Linked DNA regions of Mus musculus: region 2 is linked to region 1. The links are chromatin loops, found by intact Hi-C in ENCODE. Cell type or tissue: heart. All regions are shown on one strand.

Evidence for each region. Hi-C counts contacts between places; a loop is a spot of excess contacts. Peaks named below come from ENCODE experiments on the same cell type or tissue, not always from the same donor. Only the 100,000 strongest peaks of a DNase experiment are listed, where the experiment ranks them.
Region 2: it touches region 1 in a loop (5-fold over the local background); 9 of 42 quality-filtered maps call a loop at or near these places.

Annotation. Positions count from the first base shown.
Region 1 is chr13:54,618,305-54,626,304 of GRCm38, forward strand. It overlaps Faf2 (Fas associated factor family member 2), which reads left to right and starts at 3,480. Exons shown (of 11, transcript NM_178397.3): 1 at 3,480-3,599. The coding sequence starts at 3,537. In heart, a CTCF peak has its summit at 3,378 (motif pointing left); a DNase peak (open chromatin) is centred at 3,457; H3K4me3 peaks cover 2,361 bases; H3K27ac peaks cover 1,746 bases.
Region 2 is chr13:54,465,781-54,473,780 of GRCm38, forward strand. It overlaps Thoc3 (THO complex 3), which reads right to left and starts at 3,060. Exons shown (of 6, transcript NM_028597.3): 1 at 2,761-3,060; 2 at 2,046-2,202; 3 at 400-604. The coding sequence starts at 3,027. In heart, no CTCF peak of the experiment used is centred here; a DNase peak (open chromatin) is centred at 3,081; H3K4me3 peaks cover 2,079 bases; H3K27ac peaks cover 1,304 bases.

The DNA of each region.
Region 1 (8,000 bases):
CCAGCACTTGTGAGTCAGAGGCAGGTGGATTTCTGAGTTTGATGCCAGCTTGGTCTACAGAGTGAGTTCCAGGACAGCCAGGGCTACACAGAGAAACCCTGTCTTGAAAAACAAAAACAAAACCAAAAAAAAAAAATTGTGAAATCATCAATTTGTCTATACAGCATAATTACATGAGCTTGCATCTTCTTGTAGGTCTGCAGAAAATTTACCCAATAGGGTGGTCAGGTGCCTAGGAATCACTAGGTTATGCAACAGTTACAGAAATGGCAGCAAGAAGCAAGAAGGGTGAAGTCTCTGGTGCCCTTGCATCTCAGAGCTCACCCACCACAGCCTTGTAAAATGGTGGGCCATCTCCAGAAAACTCACTTGCTTGCCTTAGATTTTTCTAGATGGCTTCTGTCAAAAAGATTCCCTTCAGCTCATAGGTTATGATCCATGATTAAGGGAAGTTGGGGCAAGAACTCAGAGGGATCTTGAAGGATGAACACTGCTTGCTGATTGGTTTTCTTATACAGCTTGGGAACAACCACAGTGTGCTGGGCACTCTTTCATCCATTACCTACCAAGACAGTTTTCCCCGGACACACCCACAGGCCAGTCTGACCTGGGCAATCCTTCAGTTGAAATTCCCTTTTTAAAGTGACTCTGGGCTGTATCAAATTGACAATGGAAGCTAAATAAGACAGTAGAGGTGATTGGGTATCCATCTGGTAAACTTGGAGTTTGCACAGTATAAAATGGGCAAAATGGCCTGGAACTTGAGGCTTTCGTGGTCTCTTTCTCCTTGGTCTCCTTCATGCACATGAAACTGCCTGGGGCTATGACAGAACAGTAGGTACCATAAAGGACTCAGAAAGGTTGGGTATTATTCTTACAGGCCAAACCTAGAGAATGACTGTAGATCAGAGAGATCTAAATAAGGCAGTCCCACCATCCCACGACACTGGGTTCAACATCACTCTTTTGATATAAATGACTGTTATAAGTGATGGAGTCTTTATCTTTTCAATAGACCTTTCTAGGGCTGGAGAGATGGCTCAGCGGTTAAGAACACTGACTGCTCTTCCAGAGGCCCTGAGTTCAATTCCCAGCAACCACATGGTGGCTTACAACCATCTGTAATGGGATCTGACACCCTCTTCTGGTGTGTCTGAAGATAGCTACATGTACTCATCATATATATAAAATACATAAAATCTTTTTTTTAAAAAATAGACCTTCCTGGTGTATTTTTAATGTATTTCTTTCTTTCTTTCTTTCTTTCTTTCTTCTTCTTCTTCTTCTTCTTCTTCTTCTTCTTCTTCCTTCTTCTTCTTCTTCTCCTCCTCCTCCTCCTCCTTCTTCTTCTCCTCCTCCTCCTCCTCTCTTCCTCCTCCTCCTCCTCCTCCTCCTCCTCCTCTTCCTCCTTCTCCTTCTTCTCCCTATGAGACAGGTTCCTTTGTTTAGCCCTGGCTGTCCTGGAACTCACTGCATAGCCCAGGCTGGCCTCAAACTCAGCGATTCACCTGCCTCTGCCTCCTGAGTGCTCAGAGTTAAAGTTTGTACCCCCCACCTCCAGGCATTTTTTTATCTTTTAATAGATTTATTCTTTTTTATTTTTTAGATACATGAGTATTTGCCTGTGAGTATGTCTGTGCACCGCATGTGTGTCTGGGGGGCCTCAGCGGCCAGACGTGGTGTCGGATCCCCTGAAGGTGGAACTCCAGATGATTGTGATCCACCATGCAGGTGCCAGGAATGAAATCCAGGTCCCCTGCAAGAGCAATGAGTCCTTTAAATCACAGAGTCATTTAGTGTTTGCGTAGCTCCTGGATCCTAGAACCAATTTGCATTCATTACTAACTGTCCCCAGTTGTCCTCAGAGCTCCTCTAAACTCACCCCTGGCTATCCTGGAACTCACTCTGTAGACCAGGTTGGCCTCGAACTAAGAAATCTGCCTGCTTCTGCCTCCCAAGTGCTGGGATTAAAGGCGTGTGCCACCACCGCCTGGCAAACTTTTTTATTTTAAGTGCATTGTTGTTTTCCCTGCACCTATGAATGTCTGGAACTGGAGTTTTAGACTTTTTCGAGCTGCCATGTTGGTGCTGGGAACTGAACTTAAGTCCTCTGGAAGAATAGACAATGCTCTTAACTGCTGAGCCATCTCTCCAGTGCTAGAATTTTGTTTTGTTTTTGAGACTGGGTTTCCCCTGTGTAGCCCTGGCTGTTCTGGAACTTGATTTGTAGACCAGGCTGACCTGGAACTCAGGGATCCACCTGCCTCTACCAACTGAGTACTGGGATTAAAGGTATGTGCTGCCATGCCCTGCTATATACAGACTTTTTTTTTTTTTTTTGTCCACTCATCTACTGGTAGACACTTAGGCTGAGTCTATGATTTATTGTGCATATCAGTAAGTATGTGAATTACAGGTATGTCTATAGTAAACTGACTTTGACTCTTGGAAGTGTGCACCAGAACTGGTGTAGCTGGGTTGTATAACAGTTCTAACTAATTGTGAGGGGAGTCTTTATTCTGATTTCTGTAATGGATGAACTAATAATTTAGTTTCCCATCAGCAGAACATCACTTCTCCCTAGTATGGCTGCTATTAAAAAATTGCTCGTGTGGCTCACGTTTTTATTGGACAATATTAGGCTAAGAAGGGCCTAAAGGTTAGGAATAAAATGCACTCGGGGTGTGTGTGTGTGTGTGTGTGTGTGTGTGTGTTGTTCCTTTGATTGTTGTCGTTTTGACACACGGTCTCATTATGTAGTGCAGGTTGCTCTTGAGTTCAAGATCTTCAAGTCTTGGCCACCGCAGTGTGCCCAGGAAAAGGCAAAGGAGGAATGGGCAGGCTTTAAGTCAATCGCGTTCAACCAAAAGTAACAGAGTCTAGGTGGCTTGCTCCAGGATACCCTTCGTATGCAAGGAATCATACACACTTAAAGTCAAGTTTCCTTGACTCAGACCAACTATCTTATCTTTGGTCTGTCAAAGGGATGAAGGGCGAGTGGCCTGGGCATGAGGTTGGACGAGGTACAGAGCTGAGTGTCTGGGAAGCACCATTAACCTGGTTACAGACACTCCTAGCAAGAGACAACAAAGCCTCACCACTGTTTCCCCTAATAAGGCAGACCAACTTTATGAAAGGATTAAGTATCAAACTGGCGCTATTTCGTGAAAGCAATCGTTTCCTGAGAAATCTTCAAGAATATCGTAGATAATTTAAAAAAACGGTTAAGGAGCAGCCAAATTGCGGGACTCTCTCGAGCTCCTGGAGGTACACTGACCCTCTGGGGTCTGTCATCTTTTCATCAATTTTAGATCTTTGGGAGATAGATCGGCAGGGTCCTGAATTGTTCGGCCTAGACACGCGAACGTCGCCCTCTGGTGGCGAGATTCGGAAGGGGGCGGGGAGGGTGCCCGCGAGTTAGCGCGCGCAGACGCAGTTGAGTCCCGGCGGCGGTTCAGGCCGGAAGTGGTTACACCTGAGATCACTTCCGGCGGGTGACGGTGCGGACGGGTCAGGAGCGTAGAGGCGGCGGCAAAATGGCGGCGCCTGAGGAGCAGGATCTAACTCAGGAGCAGACCGAGAAGCTGCTGCAGTTTCAGGTAGCAGCGAGTTCTCGGTGCAGCCCAGGCCGCCGCGGGATGGGGAGTGGGACCCTAGAGGAGCGCAAAACCATCCTCAGGTTGGGGTTGGGACCAGTTTCAAACCCGCAGGCGGCCCCCTCCCCCCCAGACGCCAACTGCCCGGATTTCCCCGGCGCCCAACCTCTGTGGGTCCTCAGCCTTCCAGCCACCTCTGCTAGCCGGGCTCGACCACAGTGGGTCAGCTGCCTTGATTTCCCGTAGCGTCGCTGGTCTGCAATCCTTGCCGGCCTGATTAACCCGCCAGACCCTCTCCGCCCATCGATTGGTGGGGATGTGCTAGAGATAACTCAGATCCCCAATCGCAGAGTTGGCATCAGCTTGCAGGGCTGGACCGCAGACCACCACCATCCCATGTTATTCACCGACGCTTGCTGGGGGTCTCTCGGTGGTCCCTAGGGCTCGTGTTGGGTGGTTGTAGTGGGGAAAAGAAGCGCCCACACACAGACCTGGCACCTGCCCTAGAAATGTGGGAGGACGCCTCTGGAGGAAACAATGTAACATGAAGTATCATCGAAGGCCTCTGACTGGATTTGTTGCCCTTCGGCTTGCTCCTGAACGGCTGACTCTGCTTGAGGAGGGTGGCAACCTGCAGGACCCGCCCCATTAAGTGGATGTTTCTGGTTTTGTTTTGTTTTGTTTTAAAAAAAAAAAGGCTCTAAGCACTTTAATCAGGTGGAGGGTCTGGTGGGAGGATGCCACCCGGGTGGTGGTAACCATGGCATTAGCCGTATCCTTAGTTCTTACATATAACTTCAAAATGTCTATTCCCTTGCGGATGTTTTAGGAGGTAAACTGAGTTTATGGGTGTTACACGGTATTTAGAAGACTTTGGGGCCGGGCAGTGGTGGCGCACGCCTTTAATCCCAGTACTCGGGAGGCAGAGGCAGGGGGATTTCTGAGTTCGAGGCCAGCCTGGTCTACAGAGTGAGTTCCAGGACAGCCAGGGCTACACAGAGAAACCCTGTCTCGAAAAAACAAAAAACAAAAAAAAAAAAAACAAAAAAAAAAAAAGAAGAAGAAGACAACTTTGTAAACTGTAAAATGTGCCTAAACAGTTGTTACTATTAATAATCATTTTCCAGATAAATTGAAGTCAATAGAACTCATTTTCTAATAGGAAATGTGCTAAATATTGATTTTTTTTAGCACTTTTTATGCTAAGCCTTAATGCCAGACACCGCCCACTAAATATTTGTGATGTCGTGAGAACTTGACTAAAGCATGTTAGCTTTTTGAATGCACAGCCCTAAAGGGTCCATACTGTAACAGGCCCTGTCTTACAGATGGCTATGAATTGTAAGAAGTAGCATCAGTGGGTGTGGCCTGAGACTATAATCTCAGTTTTGCTGAGTTTGAGGCCAGCCTTTTCCAAACAAAAAGGGAACGGCTTACTTAGGTTACTCAGCTATTAAATTGGTGGTGTCCATTTAAAGCATGGCCTTCCCAGGGCCTTCCCTGGGCTTCTAGTGCCTCTGCTGTACCGTCTTAAGAGTCGGGTGTTACCGCTGAGATGTTTGTGTGTGTGCGCATGCATGTTTAATCGATGTGGTGGATGTGTCTGAGTGGTAAATTGCTCATGTAGGCTTAGCATAGAGAAATTGATGACACCAGATTAGCATTAAAGAATGAATAAACAGACAGCTTTCACTGCTTTGTAGAGCGTTTCTTTCAGGGTTTTATTGGGCAGACTATACTTTGTAGCTCTTAGTGTTAAGCCACCTGTGAAATGAGGGTAAACTGTGATACACTTAGAAGTTTGTGAGTGCAACTATATGGGAGTTTAAAGTGCCTAAGGATCTCCTTGTTTTCCATGGACATCAGAAGAAGAGTGGCTAGCATGGTCAGTCACACTGAGGTCAGATTAGTTAGCTTAGTGTCAAGTTTTACCAAGTTGACTATATTGAAAAAATGCATTTTGTGTTTTTATGTTCTGTAAACAAGCCTGGGGTCAACATCTCAGACTCTGTTAGACAATGTTTGACATGTACAAATGTCAAGCATTATAACCTTAAACTTCTTTAGGAGACTATAGTTAACTTCCATTCTTTATACTGAAGAAAACAGATATGAGAGGTCAGATAATTCACACAAATAGTGCCGTACATATATTTACAAGTCCACATTTGTAAGCATCTTGTTCGTATCCTAATGTTGAAGCCAGGGTATGTAACATGAATAATGAGAGTGCCAGGAAGCTCTTTGGGGGGTCTGTGTGTGTGTGTGTCCATTTGTCCGTCCATCTAACCATCCATCTTTGTCTTTGCTATTGGAGTTTAGGGAAGGGACAACTTGTTGATGTTGAAGGAGGGAAGAAAGGTAGCTTAGTTTGTTACCTCTCTGCCTTAAGTACAATGTTAGATCATTTATGACCAGTATGCATAACCCACACACTTTACAAAGTACAAATGGTGCTATGTCTGCTGTGGTATCTGGTGAGGAAACAGATTCCTTGATTTATTTGCTAAGGATACTGAAGCTATTAGTGGAATTCTAGTGGGTCTAGCTCTGGCCTGAAAGGCTGAGTGAGCTCTTAGCACAATGCCTTGCAACTTTGAAGGAGGAATAGGATTTCAGCAGATGGTGGGCAGGAGAGTATTGAAAGCTGAGAAAATGAGTTGCTCACATATGGTGATGGGAAAGAGTGTGGCTGTGGCTGTCGTAATAAATAGAGACTTGGGAGTGAGAAAGTAAACGAGTCAGATTCCAGAGACCTGTCAATACTGTGCTGGCTTGTATAGGCACAGACAGGAGAGGTTTAACACAGGAGTAACAACACCAGGTTTGGGGTTTGCTACTCTTGCAATATGGGGTATGTGCTTAGACTCTCTGTGGGTATCAGAATAAGGTGGCCCAGTTAGTCCTCAGTGTGTGTCCACATTTTATGTATCACAGTTGAGCTAGGTGTGGTTGCTCACACCAGTGCCAGCACTTTAGAGGTTTAATTCAGAGGATTTCTGTAGGTTCAAAGACAGTCTGGGCTATATAGTGAGTTTCAGGTTACCCTACAGGATGAGACTCTGTCTGAATAAGCCTAAATGAATCTGTTAGTAAAAGTAAAGCATTTCAGGAAGTCTGAGATTTGTTTCTTTATGTGACATATTTTGGGTTAGAATTCTCTAAGGCATACTAATCGTGTTTCTCAGTCCATTTGATGTTTCCAAGCTCCTTTTGTGTGTATGTGTAACTCATGGCTCTGGCTTGCTTTGGAACCAGATGAGTAGAATAATGTAGACATTATGTTTTGAGCTATTTCTACTGGAAAACAATAGGTGTATAGATTTAAAGAAGAGCTGATGTAAGTATGTGGAAAGTTACTTTTATTGGAATCAGTGTCCCTGAATTTCCAAATATGTGTAGATTTCTCCCATGCTTTGGTTCACTGCCTCTGGGCTGGTGGTTTACCACCATGGCAGGAATGGCATGGTCAGAGAGAAAGGAGCAGATGTCCTATGTTCCATAGGAGGAAATGACCTCTTTCTGCTTGCACAGAAATAAGACATTTACCCCTTTCTTTGTTTAGTTAAAAATGTATTGTATTTACTTAAATTGTGAGGGTCTGGGGCACACATGGCATGACACATACATCACATTCAAATAAACTTGTGAGATGAGGCCTGATCCTTCTGAGCAGTGAACTTGGGTCATCAGGCTCCTCGGGAAGCGCCTTCATCCGCTGAGCCATCTTGTCATTCCTGTTAGTTCATGAGACAGAATTTCGCTGGGTAGCCCATGTGGGCCAGGCTCACCTCAGCTAGCACTGTGGGATAGAGATGACGGGTGTGTACCGCCTACTCGGGGGAAAAAAAATGTGGCAAGTAGAGCATGACTCGCATTCTCTTTATTTAAGGTAAAGCCTGGACCCTGAGCTGTAGAAGCAAATTTATGTCATTTTGGGGACTAGGGTTATGAGTACCTGATAATTCTCATTTGTCCGTTTAAAAATATCACAGTGGTCGGGTAATGATAGCACACACCTTTAATCCCAGCACTCGGGAGGCAGAGGCAGGTGGATTTCTGAATTCGAGACCAGCCTGGTCTACAGAGTGAGTTCCAGGACAGCCAGGGCTACACAGAGAAACCCTGTCTCGAAAAACAAAAAATAAAAATCACATTGATCTGTTTGATTTCTGATTTTTCCACCTCATCCTGGCAAAGAAAGCTACTAGTGAGTTTTATAAGTCTTGGGTGAGTTCTTACATTGAGGGTGTGTGTGTTTGTGTGTGTGTGTGTGTAATGGGCACTGTCTGATTGACAGTATCCATTTTTTTAAATTATCCTTTAAAAGAAGAAAAATCCTATAGCCGGGCTGTGGTGTGCACACCTTTAATCCCAGCACTTGGGAGGCAGAGGCAGGCGGAT
Region 2 (8,000 bases), 150 kb before region 1:
TTAAAAAAAAAAAAGAAATAGGAAGGGCATTAAGATACACTAAAACCCTCTAATCTTGGAGAGGAGAGGATAAAGTGACTTTGCTAGAGGGAAAGTGATATTTAAGCTGAAACTTTTAGAGAGAGAATTAGCCACAATTCAAGGTGCATCAAAGTATCCTGGGCTGGCTGACTAATAATTGAATGTTTACAAGCCTCAGTTCCCTCAGGATCAACAGAAAAATGTATAATCAGTATCAGTAAGAATTCATAAAATCCAGAATGCCTAAAAGAAGGTAGGATTTTTTTCTTTAATACTCTCTCTATCTTTCAAGTCTTTTGGGACAGGCTCACAGTTAACTCCTCCCTGCAAGGCAGGGTGGCCATTGCAGAGGTCTGACAACCCCGGCCAGTGCCTCACCTGAGGATGTTGATGCAACCATTGCCGTTGGTCAGGAAGAACATGTTGTTGTCGTTGTTCCATGAGATCTCATTGACCTCAAACTTGAACTGCTCCTCCGCTTTGGAGCGGTGTGTCTTGGCGTCAATGAAAGTCACAACGTCGTCCTTGTTGCCCACAGCGATGGTCTGCCCGTCGGGACTCCAACAGATGTTAATGTTCTCCCCTGGGAACCCAGATATAATCCGTCAGCAAGCTCACCTTTGCCCATCGGCCTCCAGAGTTTATTCTGCTCTCCTGGAAAGAAGATCAGAGCTACCTTCAGCACTTATTCCTCACCAAATCAATGGAAGGAAGCTTCCGATGACCAAGAGGCGACCGTGAGTCTAGACATTTGTCAAAGCACCTCCCCACTCCAACCCCTGGCACCAGTCTCATCAAAGTCACGCGTGTCCACACTGAACACAGGTTAAAATTTTCAACTTCATTAAACCTTTTTTCAAAACACCTTTTTTTTTTTTTTTTTGTACTTTACTGTCTATAGTGCAGTTAAAAATCTATCAGAAGGTGTATCAAGAATTCTATTGTGGGAGCTTGGTGGTGATGATACATGCCTTTAAACCCAGCACATGGGAGGCAAAGGCAGGTGGATCTCTCAGTTCATGAGTCTAGCCTAGTCTACACCGTGAGTTCTAGGATAGCCAGGGCTACACAAAGAAACCCTGTCTCCCCCTCAAAAATATATGTGTACATATATATGTATATATATGTATGTGTGTGTGTATACACACACACACACATTTTCTCCCCTGTGGGGCTAGAAATGGCTCAGTGGTTAAGAACACTTGGGTTTTTTTCCCTGGAGACCCAAGTTCAATTCCCTGTACCCACAATTCACAATCACCTATAACTACATTTATAGAGGACAAGACGCCTTCTTCCAGCACCTATACACATGTGGTACGTGTACGTACACACGTACACACACACACACACACACACACAGATGAAAATTAAAAAAAAAATCTAAAATCAACAAAACTGCCTGCCTTACTTTGGGTTTTACTGCTGTGAAGAGACACCATGACCGAGGCAACTCTTATAAAGAACAACATTTAATTGGAGCTGGCTTACAGGTTCAGAGGTTCAGTCAAGTATCATCAAGGTGGGACCATGGTAGCATTCAACCAGACATGGAGCAGGAGGAGCTAAGAGTTCTACGTCTTAATCCAAAGGCATACAGAAGAATGGCTTCCAGGTAAGCCAGGATAAGGGTCTTAAAGCCCACACCCACAGTGACACGCTTCCTCCAACAAGGCCACACCTAATAGTGCCATGCCCTGGGCCAAGCCTACTCAAACTACCACACTGCTTCTTTGAACACAGCCTTTAAACAAAACGCACAACTTTCCAGATCGCCCATGGTTTCTCAGCCATTGTAACCTGCCTGAATCTCCCAAACTCTCCACGCCTCTGCACATACTACTCTTGTATAGTTTCCACTGCTCTCCTATACATCTACAGCCTGCCAGAAAAGTGCTCTGTTCTGTTCCTGTCTTCTCCAGACAGACACATACAACCCATCCTGATAACCTGCACTTGCTACAAAGATGCTTGCTGCAGATCACACTAGCTTTTCCTCCAGAACCCCCTCTCTCTGAACTCACCTTTCGTATTCACAGTGGCGATGCATTTTGTAGTCCTCACATCCCAGATGCGAATGGTTTTATCTCCAGATGCGGTGACAAAGAGGTCAGGGTTGCTTGGGTGCCAACAAAGCTGGTCCACACTATCTCCGTGGCCCCGGTAGTTGTTTTCTTTGACCTTAAAAGAACAGAATCCAGATGCCACTTTTATCCAAACAGTGGTGCCTTGAAACCAGCAAAGATCTGGATAATTCAAAACAGAAATCTAATTCTTTTTCCAAAACTACAACACCCCCTCCCCCCCCCCCCCATGAACCTCTCTGAGCTTTGACATTGGCCCTTCCTGGCCTCCCTTCTTTCTTTTTCCACCACCACCTCAACCAACCTGTCCTGCGCTATCATTTTCAAATAAAGCCTTCCTCTCCACCCTAGGGGCTCTACCACCCCATTAGTCCCTAGCCACTCGTCACCAGGGCTCTTCTAGACCCTCACCACTTTCTGCCACCTGACTTCAACCTCCCCCGGCCCGCAGCCACGTCGCCACACCTCTTTACTGCCACTAAGTTCGCTCTCTGCTCTCCGCCAGGCAGCCTCACCCCCTTCGTCATTCCAACTCTTCCAGCCCCAAACCCCTTCCTCATCACCGCCAACGACAGGCCATACCCCTACCTCTCCTGCTTTTTCTCCCTCCGCACACAGCCCTCTTCTCCGCCAAGCCCGTGCCCTACAAGCTCACCAGCCGGTCCTTCTCCAGCAAGAACACGCTGGCAGTCTTGTCGAAGGACCCCGAGGCCAAGCGACGGCCATCGCAGCTCCAGGCGACCGAGTGCACCTTAGCACTGTGCGCCGGGAATTCGCGCGTCTTGCTGTGGCCTCGGAAGAGCTCCTGCATCCCGAGCACGTAACGAGACGGGCCACTGCTCACTGAGCACCAGGGCGCCATCGAGCCGGGGCCGCTCTGGCCGAGGGCCGAGGGGCCCAGGACCGCAGCGGGCGCCGCCATGCCTCCCTCCTCACGGACCGCGCGCCGGAAGCTGGATACTCTGAGTCTGGCGCCGTCGCCCTGCACATGCGCCGAAAAAGCGCCGCGTCGCTCCGCGCTGGCGCCTCTCACTCGCGGAACTACAAATCCCGCCATGCAGCGCGCGTCCACCTTTCCCTTTTGAAATAGGACTGATTCTTCCTTAAATTCGCTTTTTTTTGTTTGGTTTGTTTTGTTTTGTTTTGTTTTCGAGACAGGGTTTCTTTGTTTGTTTCCTGGCTGTCCTGGAACTCACTCTAGACCAGGCTGGCCTCTAACTCAGAAAACTGCCTGTCTCTGCCTCCCAAGTGCTGGGATTAAAGGCGTGTGCCACCACTGCCCGACTTGCTTCCCTCCCCCTCCCCACCCCCCACCAAGAGTTCAACTTTTTTTTTAAATGGTCTTCTTACCAGTTTCTTGGTAGCCTTGCTTATTCAAAAAAGAGAGTCAAGATAAATCCTCCAGTTTACCTGCATGTAAAATATCTTTTTTCTAGAGTTGTTTTTCACTGTAAGGTCCTCATCGTGCCCTTAAAGCAAAAGGCCATTGCAAGTTGTCGCTCCTGGAGAAAGGTTAGATGTTTGTGGAATGAAGGAATTGATAAGAAATGTGGGTTTGAGCCGGGCGTGGTGGCGCACGCCTTTAATCCCACCACTCGGGAGGCAGAGGCAGGCGGATTTCTGAGTTCGAGGCCAGCCTGGTCTACAACGTGAGCTCCAGGACAGCCAGGGCTATACAGAGAAACCCTGTCTCGAAAAACCAAAAAAAAAAAAAAAAAAAAAAAAAAAAGAAAAAAAAAAGAAAAAAGAAATGTGGGTTTGTCGGTTGGACTTGGGAAAAGTTGTTCGGTTAATTTGAGATTTGGTTTGTTCGGGGGTTTTGTTTTTGTTTTTAGTTTTTGAAGACAGGGCTTCTCAGTGTATCCCTGACTGCCCTGGAACTCACTCTACAGACCAGGCTGGCCTCGAACACACAGACATCCGCCTGCCTCTGCCTCCCAAGACGTTTTTCTGTCTTTTGATCTTGGTTGTTAAAGGATATTGTATATACATGATAGTAAACTAAAAGAAAATAGCGGAAAGTACAATGACCATTTTGTGTGCCATGCTCACATCTCTGATCCTCCCACTTATGTCTCTGTTAAACCAAAAGATACCCGGGTGGAAAAAAACAATGGTGCACAGCCAGGATTCGCCAAGCACTGGAGAAGAACTGTGCAGGGATAGGGGACACCAGAGGAATATATCCAACAAATATTCGTGTGAAAATGTCCTTATGAAGCCAGCTGTGGTGTCGCAGGCTTATAACCCCATCACTGGGGAGACAGGGACAGGCAGATCCCTAGGACTCACTGGCTAGCTGTCTAACTTCCTTGGCAAGTCCCGGGCTAATGAGTGACCCTTTCTCAAAACAGAACAAGGGATGGTGCCTCAGAACCACCTCCGTGTTGTCCTCTGGCCCCCACATACACACGTGTACTCACACATGCATATCCATGAAATCATTTTAAATGGGTCTATCCCTGAATACCGTGTTCTGTACTCTGTCTGGGACTGGAATTCCTGTGTATTTTCCCTACATATTCTCTTCTGTTACTTTCAGTAATAGCTATCTCCCTACCTGAATATAATTTCTTGAAATCTGTCATTCCATTGTTTTTATGACCCAGCAGTCTTGGCCCCCTCCACTGGTATTTTGCACATAGTAGGCACCCAATATTTACTAAATAAAATGTGAGAAAATGAAAGAAAGAAATCCTTATATAACAGTACCCTACACAATGAATATTCACAAGAAAAAATATAATTTTTGATGGGGAAGGGGGGTTTACGACAAGATTTCTCTGTGTATTCCTGGCTGTCCAGGAACTTCCTCTGTAGACCAGGTTGGCCTTGAACTCTGAGGTCCATGTGCCTCTGCTTCCCAAGTGCTAGGATTAAAAGAGTGCTCCACCATGCCTAGCTAATAGTATCTTTAATTTTTTTTTTTTAAGGAAAATAGAATCGATAGAGAGATGGCTCTCTGTTTAAGAGCACTTGCTGTCCTAGCAGAGGATTGCTGTTCCCTCCCCAGGCACCCACAAAGTGGCCCACAACTCTTGGTAACTCTGGTTCCAGGAGATCTAGCGCCTTCTTCTGGCGTCCCAGGCCCCATGCAAAAATCCTCCTTCACATAAAAATTTAAGGAAAAAAAAAAAAAGGAAAAGGAAAAAAAAATGTGTGACCTTGCAAAGACGCTGCAGGGTTTATGGGATGATGCAGCCTTCCTTACATAATTTGCTGTCTTTCATAAATATATATAGACTTCTAGTTGGGGATTGATTTTTGTTCTTTTCTTTTTTTTCCTTGAGAAGGGGTCTTGCACAATAGCTCAGTTGGAGAAGTATAATAGTTTAATTCAGTTGCTTCCTTAATGAATTATTGCAATGAATATCCCTATACAATCTTCATTATGCACTGTGCACTTTCTTTGGGTAGTGTTATAAAACAATTAAAGAGGAGTTTCTAAGAATCTGCAACCATCCATATAAGGAAATATAGATCCTAAATAATAAATGAAGCCACGTAAGCACATAGCTCCTGCTTCTACACTCTCCTTCCTACCTCGTCATAATCAGAAAGTTTTAGAAACTGCAAAGATGTTAGACAGGACTAAAGTGTCAATAAAATCACTAAAGTCTTTGGGCAGAAAACTATGTGTTATCTCATTTTCCCTCCTTCCCTTCTTTTTCAAATATTTCATGTGACTATATATCTTACAGACACTGAGGACTTGTGCTTCTTATATTAGGTAAGGAAACTGACGAAAGGGACAAAATGGCCTTCCCCAAGTCACAGGCCTAATATTTGATAGAGAAAAGTATTTTGTTTGTTTTTGTTCTTGTTTTTGTTTTTCCAGACAGGGTTGCTCTCATAGCGCTGCTTGTCCTGAAACTCACTCTGTAGACCAGGCTGGCCTCCAACTCTGAGATCTTCCTGCCTCTGCCTCCTTAGTACTGGGATTAAAGGCGTGCACCACCACCACTCAGCTGAGCGAAGTATTCTCTGTGTGTGTGTGTGTGTGTGTGTGTGTGTGTGTGTGTGTGTGTGTGTATGAGCACACTGTAGCTGTCTTCAGAACATACCAGAAGAGGGCATCAGATACCATTACAGATGGTTGTGAGCCACCGTGTGGTGGCTGGGAATTGAACTCAGGACCTCTAGAAGAGCAGCCAGTGCTCTTAATTGCTGAGCTATCTCTCCAGCCCATTTTTTTTAAATGATGTATTTATTTTATGTATACAAGTGTTCAATCTGCACGTACACCTGAATGCCAGAAGAGGGCAACAGATGTCATTATAGATGGTTGTGAGCCACCATGTGGTTGCTGGTTACTGAACGCTGCACCTCTGGAAGAACAGCCAGAGCTCTTAACTGCTCTCCAGCCCGAGCAAAGTATTCTTAAGAGGAATGTTTACAAGATGGCATAACTACAGTCCAGTAGCCCATCACATTCCCCACTGGCTCTATAAGAATATGCTGAATTGGGCTGGTGAGATGGCTCAGTGGTTAAGAGCACCAACTGCTCTTCCAAAGGTCCTGAGTTCAAATCCCAGCAACCACATGGTGGCTCACAACCATCTGTAACAAGATCTGACGCCCTCTTCTGGAGTGTCTGAAGACAGCTACAGTGTACTCACATATAATAAAATAAATAAATCTAAAAAAAAAAAAGAATATGCTGAATTATCAACTCATAGTTAGGAGAATTTAATGTTAGAGCCCTTTGTAACTATAGTTTTTGGTTTGGATTTTTTTCTGATTGGTGATGGGGGTGGGGATACCAAGGGGTAGACACTGACATCCACAAATGAGCATCAGGATACATAAAACAAAAAGACAGGAAAAATAAGCGCGCACACACACACCCCAGGTAAAATTTGGTAACCTGCAAGTGAGCCATCCAATCAGATCTCAGCCCCACCTTGAGGAACCTTTTTCGCAAGTTTTAGTAACTCTGATTTTTTTTTCATTAATTGAGTTGCTACTGTCAGAGAGATTAAAACAGCACATTTCCCTAAACTGATATCCTTGATGATGCAGTAAAGGTAGGTAATTGATAGCAGCCCTGTTATATAGGATAGCCTGTCAGGTCTCCTTGCTTTTTATTTAATAAGGCAATAGCCACGGAGGGATAGTGTGAACCTTTAGCGTGTTACAGGCTGTCCAGGTAAGCTGATCACCAGTGCACACAGCCACTGCAGAGAATGTGATGGCCACAGCCCCAGGTTTTGAGGAGAGGGCTATGTTATCACAGTCTCCAGACAGGGGTTCGCTCTGCCTCCGACACTGGTGTCTTCTTGGGCTTTTTCTTCCTGGTCTGTAGGAAATATTATAGTCAGTCTGCTTAAACAACAATGGGTATTATGAGACAGGTGAAAAGCCATCCTTCAGGCAAAGGAATGTGGCCTGTCCCGTTGAGGATGCCCCCAGTGTGGAAACAATTTGTTTGTCCTTTGGGGGTGTATAGGCATTTCTGGGTGCAGTTTCGTATTTTAGCACATCACTAAGATGTGCTATAACATAGGGAGTGTGGAGTTATCATCTAGTGCTTTGTCATTAGAAGCCCATCCCAGTTGTAAGACTCTATAACTGACAGGCTGAGGGATACCTGTCTTAGTTAGGGTTTCTAGGGCTGTAATGAAACACCGTGACCAAAAACCAAGTTGGGAGGAAAGGTTTACACTTACATGTCACTATTTATCACCAAAGGAAGTCAGGACAGAAACGTTGCGGGGAAATATTTAAAAAGGCACCCTCCCACTCTAGTGCCAGCTACTCTCTAGCCCCTGCAATCTCTCTGCCTCCATGGCTAGTCCTATGCAGTGACTTCCCATCTTGCCTGGTTCTCTTGCTGTGGATTCTGCTTACATTCCCAGCCATCTGTCCCCTGTGGTTAGCTGTCACTAAGTCCCC